2 separate regions of the Homo sapiens genome follow, and region 1 is linked to region 2. Evidence: read pairs that join two places in POLR2A ChIA-PET (ENCODE). Cell type or tissue: K562. All regions are shown on one strand. Links, peaks and the distances in the headings refer to the core of each region. The heading gives the core; the rest is flanking DNA.

What was found. ChIA-PET counts read pairs that join two places held together with the same protein. Peaks named below come from ENCODE experiments on the same cell type or tissue, not always from the same donor. Only the 100,000 strongest peaks of a DNase experiment are listed, where the experiment ranks them.
Region 1: POLR2A ChIA-PET joins it to region 2 with 5 read pairs; 3 of 35 experiments call an interaction of 5 or more read pairs at or near these places.

The regions. Positions count from the first base shown.
Region 1 is chr1:116,317,771-116,320,685 of GRCh38, forward strand. All of the region lies in intron 2 of LOC105378920 (a long non-coding RNA gene), which reads right to left. Among named protein-coding and RNA genes, the nearest start is that of ATP1A1, 54 kb to the right of the region's middle. In K562, for the core only: no CTCF peak of the experiment used is centred there; a DNase peak (open chromatin) is centred at 1,421.
Region 2 is chr1:116,491,081-116,493,995 of GRCh38, forward strand. It overlaps LOC112268235 (a long non-coding RNA gene), which reads left to right. Exons shown (of 2, transcript XR_002958352.2): 1 at 1-2,413. Among named protein-coding and RNA genes, the nearest start is that of LINC01762, 14 kb to the left of the region's middle. In K562, for the core only: no CTCF peak of the experiment used is centred there; DNase peaks (open chromatin) are centred at 1,191 and 1,681.

The DNA.
Region 1 (2,915 bases), core at 104-2,603, 170 kb before region 2:
GGGACTCATTGCCCTAAGAGTCTGAGTTCTATAGAGAGTCAAACACCGAACTGACTTGATTAAAAAATCAGATTTCAGAATACTTAAAAAAAAACTTTTTATTACTTTTCTTCAAGCTCATATCGTAAAACACACCATTAGGATAAATTGGAAACGGGACCCCAGGACAATGGCTGTCCGTGTGGGATCTGAACCACCATGAGAATTTTACTTTTATTTGTATTTATTTATTTATTTTTGAGATGGAGTCTCGCTCTGTCACCAGGCTAGTGCTCAGTGGCACCATCTCAGGTCACTGCAACCTCTGCCTCCCGGATTCAAGTGATTCTCCTGCCTCAGCCTCCTGAGTAGCTGAGATTACAGACACGCACCACTATGCCTGACACATTTTTGTATTTTTAGTAGAGATGGGGTTTCACTATGTTGGCCAGGCTGGTCTTGAAGTCCACCTCGGCCTCCCAAAGTGCTGGGATTACAGGTGTGAGCCACCACATCTGGCTGAGAATTTTACTTTTAATAAGATGTTCTCTCTTTGTTCACCAGACTGTCTCTAATATTAGTTGATGTGTACAGAACATAAATATTTGTTAGGATGCAATAGTCCAAATTTAGATGCAAATATTATGTTTAAATTGTAACAAAGTGATTGCTTTTTAGTGACATCATTTCAAGGAATTGGTAACTTGGTTTTTCATTGGTGTCTTGGCCCATGAAGGATGAGCTTCAGTGGACAGAAGACATGATGACACCCAGTTAGCACCACAAGGCCCTCTCTCCCAGGCAGTCCAATGTAGCAGGACGCCTACTCTAGTGCACGCTACTGCAGTTACCTCTGCTGGAAACTGCTGGTGAAACCACTGACCTGACCTGGACTAAGCACCTGAGACTTCTTGCTTCTCAGTTTATCCAGACAACAGCCTCAACTCTGCCCTTGCAGTTGCATGCTACATTCTGTCCAGAATGTTGAGAGCTATAGCTCTTTCTCTTCCATGGACTAGAGACCTCCCTTTCACCATGAGGTCAATGAAGCTTAACCTCAGGACCTGTCCCTTGCATTGGCCCCTTCCAGGGCCCTGGAGGAGTCTTGCCAATGTGTTTACATGGTCACCTGTCACTGTAAAATTTGCAAAGCTGATAAGGCTTTGCGATTTAGAATGCGGCCTCTTTCACTCGGATTCCCACTCCCTCACATAACTCTTTGGGTGGGGCAGCATTGGAGGGGGCTGCAGGCATTTCTGGAATGCAGTTAAGGGAAAGATGAATGAGTGACAAGTTTAGCTTGTGTTCATGAAGATATATATTTGTGTAGGTCACAGCCACCTCTACGCATAGTTATGTTACTGCCAGCCATTCCAGAGCACAAATGGCTTTCTGAAATACTCCCTGTCACCGCTGTGCTGACGCACCCACTGCTTAGTATCAGATGCGAGGCTGGAGGTCATGGGGAAATGAGAACGTGTCCTTCAGCTCCCAGCACCGGTTACAGATGGAAAGTGGAGGAGAAATAAAGTCTGAAATGTATCAAGCCAAAGATTGTATATAGAGAATTCTTTCAAACAGCAGATGTGGAAAGTTGTAAGTGGAAGATTCAGTTCTCACAACACCTCATCAGACTGCAAACTCTCTCTTATCATAAAGATGCCTGAAAATGTAGTGTATACAATTACAAAAAAATTAGCCCCTTTTGCTGTTATTTTGAATGAGAGTTTTGAGAAATAGTTTATGAGAATTCCTACGTTTGTAGCACATGTGCTCTGAGCAGAATGGCAGAGTACATGCCCTATAAACCTGTGTACCTACATATATGGAACAGTTAATATATGACAAAAATGATAGACTTTTTTTCAAATTTGAAAACAATCATAAAAATTTTCGGCCAGGCGCGGTGGCTCACGCCTGTAATCCCAGCACTTTGGGAGGCCGAGGCGGGCGGATCACAAGGTCAGGAGATGGAGACCATCCTGGCTAACACGGTGAAACCCCGTCTCTACTAAAAATACAAAAAAATTAGCCAGGCGTGGTGGCGGGCGCCTGTAGTCCCAGCTACTCTGGAGGCTGAGGCAGGAGAATGGTGTGAACCCGGGAGGCGGAGCTTGCAGTGAGCCGAGATCGCGCCACTGCACTCCAGCCTGGGGGACAGAGCGAGACTCCGTCCCAAAAAAAAAAAAAAAAAATTTTTTTCATGACATTCCCAATTACAAGTTGGAAAGCTAAAAGACAATTTTTTAGAAGTATCAGTAATAAAAAAAATTTGTGATCAACCATTCCAGAGAAAATGTTAAATTATCTTTCTCTTCTCTTTAGGTAGTGACATCTCAAAATTATAATAAAGAAGTAATCAAAGAGTTTGCAACCCAAAGATGTTTTTTAAAAAGGTTTTTGGAGCAGTGGCAGGGAGCTAATAAAAATATTTCGCTATTTTTCTGGATTTGTGATATTTGTGCCAACACGTTAAAATTTTTAATTTCTTGTGATTCTCTCAATCTAATAAGGCCAGATATGGTGGCTCAATACCCATAATCCCAGCACTTTGGGAGGCTGAGGCAGGAGAATTGCTTGAGGCCAGGAGTTCAAGACAAGCCTGGGCAACATAGCAAGACCCTGTCTCTACAAAAACATTTAAAATTAGCAAAGCATGGTGGCACATGCCTGTGGACTCAGCATCTTGGAAGGCTGAAGTGTAGGATCCGTTGAGCCCAGGAATTTGAGGCTGCAGTGAGCTCTGATTGTGCTACTGCACTCGAACCTGGGAGACAGAAGGAGACCGTCTCTTAAAAAAAAAAAATTAAAACAGATAAACATTCATATTTGTACCTAATTCTTAACTTATAATTTTGGTTCTTTTTTTGACAGAGGAAACTCCAAATTTAAAAAGCTTCAGGCCCCCAATAAAACCTGGATCCACTGTTGGTCGA
Region 2 (2,915 bases), core at 270-2,769:
TCTGAGTCTGCCTCCTGCCTTTCCTTCCAGCCCCATCCAGGGTGTGGAGAGAGCTCTTGACCACAGGTGGAGGTGCCCTTCCCCACACCTGATGAGCTCTGTCCACACTTGGAGACCAGCTTGTGCCCTATGGGTCTGAGCCTGGGCCTGCCTGTCCCCCAACCTGGCCATGAGGGCCCTGAAGCCACCATCACGTCTTACCTTTATTTCTGATGCCTAGATCTGTGACTGTCACATAGTAAGTGGTCAATCAATATCAACAGAAGGTGGAAATAAATGGTAAATGAGTAAACAGTCTTGGTTCTGCTCTATGAAAATACCGAACACATCAACTCACTCTGACATTAACCGTTTAGACACTTAAAGCAGGCCTCTGAACTAGACAGATCTGGAAGCATCACATAGATCACCAATCACCTCATCTACAAGATGAAGACCAAGACTGGTAAGTGGCTTGCACAAGGTTATACAGAGTGTGAGTGGCAGACCCAGACTGGATCAGACTCTCTGAGTCCCTGCTGAAGGCACCATCTCAGCCATGCTTTCAGAGTAAGAAAGCTTTGCTTCTAAAATACCTAGTAATTCAGACTTTTCTCCCAATTATTTCTAATTAGTAACCTACCTAGCACTGATGAGTTCTTGAATATATGCATGCATGCATGCATGTATAAGTGAATGAATGAATGAAGGCGAGGTCATGCTGGATTCACAGCAGCAGCAGTGCAGCTTTTCCAATAAAGGCACTAGGGATGTGTGCAGGATTGAGGTGATGCGTTTAAGGCATCTTTCTGCCTCACAACCCTGACACTGTGCATACCCGGGCTCTGCCATCGCCCCTACTCTGCAGACTGACAGAGGCTGTTCTGAGCTGTCCTTGCCAGCACCATTCTTGTTGAAACTATTAGGTTGCTATTGTTTTTAGCAAACAAACAGCTGATGCCTCATAGAAAATTTAGCATTTGCTCATTCCTGTTCCATTTATCTTTTAGTTTGTGCATTTTCTCTTCTTTATTAGCAGGGCACTTACTGGAAAACTAGATCTCTGTCACTTACTGGTTTCATATGTTTCTTCTGTTCATAACCTACCTGGAGTCAGAATTATGTCTCTGTCACAGAGCAATTGGTTGCTATGGAAATGATCATAGCACCCCAGACAGGAGGCCTGCGTTGGAGAGAAGAGGGAGTGCTGTGCCCATTGGGGTGGGGGTGGGTATGGGGGAGGTGCTGCAGGAATCCTGAGTGTGACTTTTTAAGCTAGTACTGACTTGTCTAGGCCAACCTGGTCATCTTGACCCTCTTCCTACTCAAAGTTGTGTGTGTGTGTGTGTGTGACACTTCACTTATCCACACTCCCACGCACCCCACCCAAATATAAAACAAATGCTTCCCCTAACTTCTCTCTTCTACCTCCAAGTCCAACTTAAAGTTCACCTCCTCAATCTTCTGTGGTTAACCACCCCTGACTAACCCCTTCGCCAATCAAACCCCCCCCCCCATTCCTAGTGAGTTTGTACTTAATTCAATTGCATTGGAATCACTTGCATTCCTTCTCCTGGGCTTTTTTTTTTTTTTTTTTTTTTTTTTCTTACCGGGCTTATGTGCTTTATCTTCCCAACAGTATCCAGGCCCCACAGAAGTCCATCTGGGCCAGTTGGTTTTATCTTCCCACAGAGCCCAAGCCAAGCTTGGCTGACCACAGGCCCCTGATAAATGCTGCCCCCGACTCTCAGAGAGATGGACAGTCTCAGCCCCTGAGCCTGTCCACTTTAACCCATCCAATCTTACCTCCTGAGGATCAGTATGCCTAGAGCAATAGGCAAATTAGACAGCTCTGGATATAATTTTAAACACTGTCAACCCAATGAAAGGAGAAAAACTCTAAAGCTTCATTTGCCTAAAACGTCCTCAGATGAAAAAGGAAGAATGAGAAAACAGTTTAGTTATTTAAAACTGTCTTATTTTTGTGGGTTTTAACTCATTTATGTTTCAAGTTTGCCCTTAGTCTTGGTTGCCTGTCACCCACAGCAACTTTGACCTCCAGAACCCTTAGGGTTCACATGCAGTGACTCTCCCTTCTGGGTTTCCACTGAAGGACCTTGCGGGACTGTCCAGGTCAATGGCAGCTGTACATGGTGGGAGAACCTGGGCCTGTTCCAAAGTGCTTTATAGGACAAGGTTAAGCTCACAAACATGAGTTGTGGACTTGGGGCCTTTCCTTTGTCTAACGGGCAATATCCTTACATCCGGGACCTGGGGGTGCCGAGCCCGTGAACTTCCCTTGCGGCCTGTGGTTGGAGACAAATAGCTGTGCTGGCTCCGTTGGCAGAGTTGGTGTTGGTTTTGGTGCCCCAACCTCCTTTTTCTGGAATCTGCCCCATATTCAGTCCCCAGATGGAAGTAAGCTGATACTCAGGTAAGAAGGGGGCGAAAGTCAGGGTGCCTCTAGTGTGGAGTCGACGCTAGGGCTGGACGCCATGGTTCCACATCCCAGAGCCCATCTGAAAGACCTTCTTTGGCGTGCCGCTCAGAGCTGCTCAGAGAGCGTGGAGCTCGGCCCCCAGCTCAGCCCAGGGCTCTGTGCACTCATGGAAAGGGGCATCGTGCCTGGAAACGCGAGCGGCCATTCTGGCGCAGGGACAGGGCCTGGGCGTCTGTGTGTGCTCGTGCCCAGTTGAGAGACTTGGACGGGGCGCGGAGGGCTTGCTTCTTTCCCAACCTAAGGGCTGTTTCAGTGAGGTCGTCCTTCTGAGGCCTGAGATGGTGCCGGGGGTGGCCTCACCAGGAAAAGGCGCAAGGCAAACATTGAACAGACAGGCTGGAGCTCCCAGGAGGAGCTTTGGTCCGTGGCAACTGGGAGAAGGGCCTCTTTTGGGGACAGCTGATAAAAAAGCTGCCACCCTATCCTCCAGCTCCCC